Regions from separate parts of the Homo sapiens genome. Here region 1 is linked to region 2. A link is a contact called in ENCODE Hi-C or POLR2A ChIA-PET data. All regions are on one chromosome and are shown on one strand. Each heading gives the region's core, a stretch centred on a gene start or an enhancer-like site at or near the end of the contact. The rest is flanking DNA. Distances are from core to core; before and after follow the strand shown.

Region 1 (3,630 bases), core at 658-3,157, 84 kb after region 2:
GCATGGTCCTGCTGAAGGCCAATGTGTGCTATGCCCTTTTGCTTCAACTCACAAAAACAATCTAAATTTATACAAACAGCAAGAGTGTAGGAGTCCAGGCTTACTAAGTCCCTTCCTTCTCACTTTGGTCCCTTCTTTTCCCTTCCCTGGTTGGGTTTAATGCCCTTCCACCCTGGAGCTGAGGTGTGCAATCATGGAGAATTTTCTTCATCTGGGAAAGCCATAATCTAAGATGGATTCAGACTGGGAACAAGAGTATAAACTTTGGAAAAACTGGCCCTTAGGCTCTGTGACTGTCATCACATACAGCAGACAAGGGAGTGAACTTAGAGGATGAAATAAGAGCTTTAAGGTTGTTCCCTGAAGGCCTGCGTAGCTCAGCCCCACTTGTTGAATAGCTACCTGGAGAGTTTTGTAAGAATGTGGCTTCATTCCATAGAATACTTCCATGGTGGCCACCGGGGAGGGGTCTATCTTCTTGGAACAGTTAGCTCTTTCGTTATGTTCTTGGACACCCCTGCTACCCCTAAAAAGAAGTGTACCTGGCTATTGAGAAATTCTATCATTCACAGAACAGACATTTTTCTGGGCGGGAGTGGGCAGCTATGATTAGTGAGAGGAGGAGCCTAAAGGTCCGAAGGTGGGAAGGGGTGGCCATAACCCAGGGGAGCACAGTCAGGCCTGGGAGGAGTTACCAATCATGACACTTTGAACGAAGAATCAACAAGATCTGTTGATTGCAAGATATTCTTCTATTAGTCTGGCTTCCCATGCAACAACTATACAACAGGTGCTGGGTTGGTGGTGAGGGTTTAGAAAGTTGATTTTAGCCTGGAGCTTGCCTTCTGGGAGCTGACAGTCTTATAAGGGAAATAAGACAAACCGAACATAGCTCCAATTCCAGACAAAGAAGGAAAGGAGACTATGGGTCAGGGCAGGCTTCCTGGAGGTGAGGGGCTGAGCTGGGCTTTGAAGAGTGGTGGTGTCTGAGAGTGCTAGTGAAGGATGACACCAGGGTTTTGACTTAGTAGTGCTAGTGACAGAGATGGGCAAATCTGCTGGGATTAGAGCATGTGGTCCAAATGTAGGTGGAAAGGAGAAGTCCTGCAGTTCCTGTTCTTTGGTAAGTGGTTGACTTGGGGGTCACAAGGTGACATTTACAGGCATCAGAATGAATGGATTCTTAGGGAGGAGAGAGAGGAGGAAAGTTTCCGGTAGGAGCCAGTTCTTAGGGCTCCAAGGGAGGCAGACACCCAGGAGCAGCAGATGCCGTGTCCTGGGTAGGAACACGAAGGGCCCAATGAAGCTCTTCCTTACTAGCAAGGCGGCTGTTGATTGTTCTGGCCCCAAACATTCACCACTCAGGCCATCTCAGAGAAGCAAGAACCCAGGAGGTGTCAGCGGCCTCAGCCCACAGGGGATCCAGGAGAGAGGGGCACGAGTGCACCCCACCTGGTTCCCTCGTGGCGACTCCATCCTGCGGGCCCTGGGAATGCACAGGGTGGCTCCGGGGACCTTTCCGACAGCACTGTGGGTGACACTGGGATGGGTCTGAAAATGGTGTCGTGTCCTCCTTTTCTGGATCTCCCCTCTCCGACCAGGAGGCCTGTGGCCATCTCGGGGCGCAGGCAGGAGGCACTGGAAGCGGAAGCGAGTGGGGAGTCCGGGTAGAGGGAGTCGCCCACCTGACCGGCTTCGCCCCCTCCGGGGTTTGCTGCAGCTGAGGGCCCCGGACCAGCGATTCTAGAAGCCGGTCCGGGGCCGGGCAGTCCAATAGCTTCTCGCGGATTTCCCTCCGCTGGCGCGCAGCAGCGGCGCGTGGATTCGCGCGCGGGCTCGGGACGGCGCGAGCCCGGGCAGCGCGAGCCCCTGCGCGGCAGGGAGTGGCGCATGCGCGGGCGTCCTGCGAGCCCGCTGGGGCGAGCCGAGCCGCGGCGGCGCCGGGAGCCGGGCGGCGGAGCTGTGAAGAAGCAAGCGGCGGCACGGGAGCAGCGGCGACGGACAGGTGGCGAGCCTTCGCCCGCGCCGCCAGGGGCTGCTGGGCCACCCGCGGAGCCTCGCGGTCCAGACGTGGCGGGGGTGGCGGCGGCATCCCGGACGGCCTGTGAGGGATGCGCCGCCCACTGCCCCGCGCCGCCTGACCGTCCCCGCCTCGACTCGCGGTGCGCCACAGCCGGGCCCGCGGCCGTCCCCGCCGCGTTGTCGCCCGGTCGCCGCGCCCGCGGGGCCGCGCCCGGCACGGCCATGTGGACCCCCACGGAGGAGGAGAAATACGGCGTAGGTAGGTGAGGCTCAGGCCTGGCCGTGGCGGGGGTTCTGGGGGACGCGCCCAGCTCCCGGCCCCGCCTGGATTCGCATCCTCGTGCCCCCGCCACTGCCCGCAGGCTGCGCGGCCTCGGCGCGGGGCGAGCGCGGGGTGGGGGCAGGTGCGGGTGCGGGTGCGGGTGCGGGGGTGGGCGCGGGTCTCTGTGCAGAGAGGGCGGCAGGGGGCGCTGGCGGTGCGGCCTTGGCAGGTGCGGCCCGCGGGAGGGGTGGGCAAGGCCCGGGCAGTTGCCCGAGGTTTCTGGTGTGGGCCACGGGGCAATTTTACCCGATAAACCAAATTCTGGGAATATGTTTTCTCCCCTCCAAAAGCTCGATTTTAATGAGTTTCCGCACCTGAATTGATGAGCCCGATGGCTGTTTATTTTTGATCTGGAACCTTACAAGAAAACGGATGAAAAACGTTGACATCATTTTCCCAGTTCAAAAATTTGGACATTTGACTGCAAATGTTTGATCTGTTTTAATTTGTTTTGCCTTTAGTATTAGAAATAATACCTTACGATGGGAAATGTTTTTGGACATGTATCAATGTTTATACGGTTTTTTTTTTAAACCCTGTTTTCAGATGAGACCTTATTCCTCTTAGAAACCTTTTTTTAATGTTGTAAGTGTTAAACTCCAGAAGCTAAATAATTCTTACAATATTCAACTTCTTTAAAAAGAATATTCAGTAATTTAAAGTATTGAATGTTTTACAATGTTAGTGTTTTGTGGCAATTACATGATAGAGTTAAGCCTCATTGCATCACCTATCATCTTGTTCAGTTAGAAACAGATTTAAAATGTTGAGTGTACAGGTTTTGTTTTTCCTAAGCTCGTAATGGAAAATTTTAGATAGGAAACCTGTCTAAACATAGATTTTTGTTTCCCATCTTTACCGCAATTTAATCAAGATTTAGTTCACAATTCACTACAAAATAACTTGAAACTGCAGTGGTAACGAATGTTTTGGAATGCTATCAGGCAGGTTATCGTGTGAAAATTGAATTTATTTAAATTCGAGGACCAGCAGAGAGGTCTTCTATTCTGGTAGAAGATCTTGTTTTAAAAGGTAACTTTCTGAAACAATTAGGTATGTTAGGATGGAGGTGATAAAGGGAGCTCTGGTCCTAGAGTCTCTATTGAGAAGGAATTGAGAAATGATGCGAAGAGCTGGGATTCACCTCTAGGGACATTTTACCCCTTCTCTTAGAGTATTCCCTGAATACTGAGTTGATTCTGTGAAGTGAGGAGTTGGTGGTTTATCTTCTCCATAACTCGCTCCCAGAACTGCTGAACTAGAATAACAAATAATTGATGTGAGTG
Region 2 (3,618 bases), core at 139-2,638:
GGCTCACGCCTGTAATCCCAGCACTCTGGGAGGCTGAGGCAGGCAGATCACCTGAGGTCAGGAGTTCGAGGCCAGCTTGGCCAACATGGTGAAAATCCGTCTGTACTAAAAATACAAAAATTAGCCGGGTGTGGTGGCTCACGCCTGTAATCCCAGCTACTTGAGAGGCTGAGGCAGGAGAATCGCTTGAAACCGAGAGGCAGATGTTGCAGTGAGCCAAGATCACGCCATTGTACTCCCACCCAGGCAACAAGAGCAAAACTCTGTCTCAAAAATAATAATAATAGGCCAGGCGCAGTAGCTCACGTTTGTAATCCCAGCACTTTGGGAGGCCAAGGATCACAAGGTTAGGAGTTCAAGACCAGCCTGGCCAACACAGTGAAACCCCGTCTACTAAAAATACAAAAATTAGCTGGGTGTGGTGGTGGACACCTGTAATCCCAGCTACTCGGGAGGCTGAAGCAGGAGAATTGCTTGAACCCGGGAGGCAGAGATTGCAGTGAGCCAAGATCATGCCACTGCACTCCAGCCTGGGCGACAGAGCTAGACTCCATCTCAAAAAAAAAAATTTAAAAATAATAATTTTAAAAAAATGTTTTAAAAATGAAAGAAAAGGAAGAAGGGAGGAGGAAGCCAGAAAGAAAGGGGCCGTGCAGGGTGGCTCACACTTGTAATCCCAGCACTTTGGGAGGCTGAAGCAGGCAGATCACCCGAGCTCAGGAGTTCAAGACCAGCCTGGCCAACATGGTGAAACCCTGTCTCTACTAAAAATACAAAAATTAGCTGGGCATGGTGGCTCATGCCTGTAATTCCAGCTACTCGGGAGGCTGAGGCAGGAGAATCGCTTGAACCCGGAAGGCGGAGGTTGCAGTGAGCTGAGATCACCTCACTACCCTCTAGCGTGGGCGACAGCAAGACTGTTTCAAAAAAAAAAAAGAGGAAGAGTGAAAGGATGGACGAAAGGAACTCCTGTGGGGTGGGGCATCTGGGGCACTTGATGCCCCACGTGACCATTCCCTTCCCGGAGGTCTGCCCCAACTGCTCCAGCCCCCATAGCCTGAGGCTCCCGGCACCTCCCACCCAGCATCTGTCACAGCAAATCAATCTGGGCCACATGCTCCTGAAAGGTCCTTGGGAGCCCCACCAGGCTCCAGTGTGGTTGCCCCAAGTACTCCATGAGTAGACATGGGCTAGGGACTTACCCAGGCCCTTGGTGGTGCCTCCAAGGGTGGAAAGACTGGGGGACCCTGTGCCCCTGAAAGCCCAGAGTTTCACTGTTTCTGGGTACCTTCATTTCTGGGAACTAACTGTGCTTTGGAAAGAGAGAAATGAGAAGCAAAACCCTAGGGCCCCAGTATCACCCCTCCTTTCTGTCTTCCTTCCGCTTAGTCACAGCCAAGAGCTCAGTACCTCAGCCTCCCTTAGGGCCACTAGGTGGGGCAGAATACAAGGTCAGGCGAGGACACAGCATCTGGGACGAGTCCTTTCCTGCCAACAGCCTCCGTGAGGGGTCCTAGGATTGCTGAGGGCTGAGACCACCTTCCCAAAGTTGGGGAAGGGGTAACTGAGGCTGTCATCTGGCCTGTCTCACCTGTCTTACCTGCAGGCCCATCATTCCTGCACAGTCATTTATTAGGCACCAACTGTAAGCCAGGCCCAGGAGGTTGGATGGTTCAGGTGGGGCCCTGGCCTTGCAGAACTCATGGACTTGCACATAGACTCCTCCTGACAGGCCCCTCATGAGTAGCTGGGTCCTTACGATTTTTCTGGTCAGCAGTGGGGAGCCGTGGGAGGCATTAGGCTCTGGGGAAGCCAAGCAACATCACATGTACACAGCATAGAGACTCACACACCCTTGCACAGGCACCCACACGTACGTGTATGTTCATGGGCGTGGGCCTTGAGCACCGGGTCCCGTGAGCCACTGCACCTGGCCAACTGGGTCCATGTCCATAATCATAGGTGTCCACGCAGGGCCTCCCTTGGATGGGGGAGCTCCAGGCTCTGGAAACCAAGCCAGGGTTGCATGCATGCACGTGTGTGTGTGTGTGTGTGTGTGTGTGTGTGTGTTTGTGTGTGTGTGGTGTTACTCTGCCTCAGAGGCCCAACCACTGCCTCCAAGTCATGGGAGCGCAGAGCCCATGTAAGCTCAAACACTGCCCCATGTCATAGAAAAGAGGGCCAAAGATGGGGCTGGGCGTGGTGGCTCACTCCTGTAATCCTAGCACTTTGGGAGGCTGAGTCGGGTGGATCACGAGGTCAGGAGATCGAGACCATCCTGACTAACACGGTGAAACCCTGTCTCTACTAAAAATACAAAAAAATTAGCTGGGCGTAGTGGCGGGTGCCTATAATCCCAGCTACTCAGGAGGCTGAGGCAGGAGAATGGCCTGAACCCGGGAGGCGGAGCTTGCCGTGAGCGGAGATTGCACCACTGCACTCCAGCCTGGACGACAGAGTGAGACTCCGCATCAGAAAAAAAAAAAAAAGAAAGAAAAGAGAGCCAAAGCTCAGAGAGGGCCCATGACTTGCCCAGTGTCACACAGCAAGGTGAGGCAGGTCTGGGAGGGAAATGAACCAGACCTTATCCACATCCCTGACCTTTTTGGCTTCATGCTTGGAGCTTGGCACCCCCTGAGAACCACACTCCGTTGACCTCTGGGAAATGGAGGCTGGTGATTCTCCCAGCAAACCCGCCTGGGAACTAACCACAGGCTCCTCCCAGCTTTCACTAACCAACCCCAGGATTTCCAATACCGGTGCTTTGCTTAGCTGTACTGGGCACCTGGAACTCATTCTCCCTGCCACCCTCCCTCCCTGATTCCTTGAATAAAATTCAGCCTTCCAAATTTTACTCAAATGCTTCTACTTTCTCTGACCCTCTGGAACTTTCCCCTGTTGCCAGCCTCCCTCCAGCATCTGTCCCCTCATTCCCACCTCCTGTTTACTTCCCTACAAAAGCCAAAAATTGACCCCTAGAGCCTGAGACTCTGGATGGAGGATCTTCGTAGCTGGGGCCACACCCAGGCCAGCCCAGCCCTTCAGACTCTGCCAGTCACAGTGGGGTGGGCCCTGGAGCTGGAAGAGGAAACAGAGCCTCTGCCAGAGTCACCACCTGCCCCCAACCCTACTTCTCCTCCGAAGGCCCAACAAGGTCCTGTGCGCCCTCCAAGGGCAGAGGAGGCTGCTGGCTGTGGCTGTGGGAGGAGACCTGGAGCACTGTGCCCGAGGCAAAGCTGGCCCCGTGGAGTTTGCTATTCCAGCTTTTATTTACTCCTCTGTACCCTGAGCACCATCAACTGGGTGCCAGGCCTGTGCCTATATTTGGCAGGGTGAGGGGTGGGGGCCAGACAAATTGTAGAGGAGCCTCAGGTCTTTGGGGTGTTGCCCCTCCACTACATGGCCCCAGACCAAGTTCTCTGCCAGTTTGCAGAGCTCTTCCCTTCCACTTGGTCTTGAGGAGGGGCCAGAGAGGCTGCCTTTACCCCATGAGCTCTGAACCCTCTCACTATCTGGCTGTCCCCTCATTCTCTCACCACCCACTCCCACTCCCGATGGGAGCCTCAGGCCTGGCTTAGGAACCCTGCCCACAGCTGTACTAATGCCCTTGGCTTTGCT

What was found. Hi-C counts contacts between places; a loop is a spot of excess contacts on that map. ChIA-PET counts read pairs that join two places held with the same protein, here RNA polymerase II (POLR2A). Pooled maps may share reads with other maps.
Region 1: a pooled map shows a loop between it and region 2 (2.0-fold over the local background). The contact joins the promoter of DOCK3 here to the enhancer-like site in region 2. A Hi-C loop is called at or near these places in 1 of 50 pooled maps. POLR2A ChIA-PET finds 5 or more read pairs at or near these places in 5 of 52 experiments (H1, activated B cell, activated CD4-positive, alpha-beta T cell and 1 more).

What each region holds. Positions count from the first base shown.
Region 1 is chr3:50,673,020-50,676,649 of GRCh38, forward strand. It overlaps DOCK3 (dedicator of cytokinesis 3), which reads left to right and starts at 1,908. Exons shown (of 53, transcript NM_004947.5): 1 at 1,908-2,281. The coding sequence starts at 2,245. MIR4787 (microRNA 4787) reads left to right here and starts at 2,061; the gene lies at 2,061-2,144. RefSeq lists a silencer at 1,872-2,161.
Region 2 is chr3:50,589,628-50,593,245 of GRCh38, forward strand. HEMK1 (HemK methyltransferase 1, mitochondrial release factors N(5)-glutamine) reads left to right here. Exons shown (of 11, transcript NM_016173.5): 11 at 1-3,618. Among named protein-coding and RNA genes, the nearest start is that of CISH, 20 kb to the right of the region's middle. RefSeq lists enhancers at 831-950, 961-1,020, 1,091-1,180, 1,201-1,310. Within about 2 kb of position 1,389, at least 15 of the 41 ENCODE cell types and tissues checked have a DNase peak (open chromatin) inside an H3K27ac peak, as active enhancers do.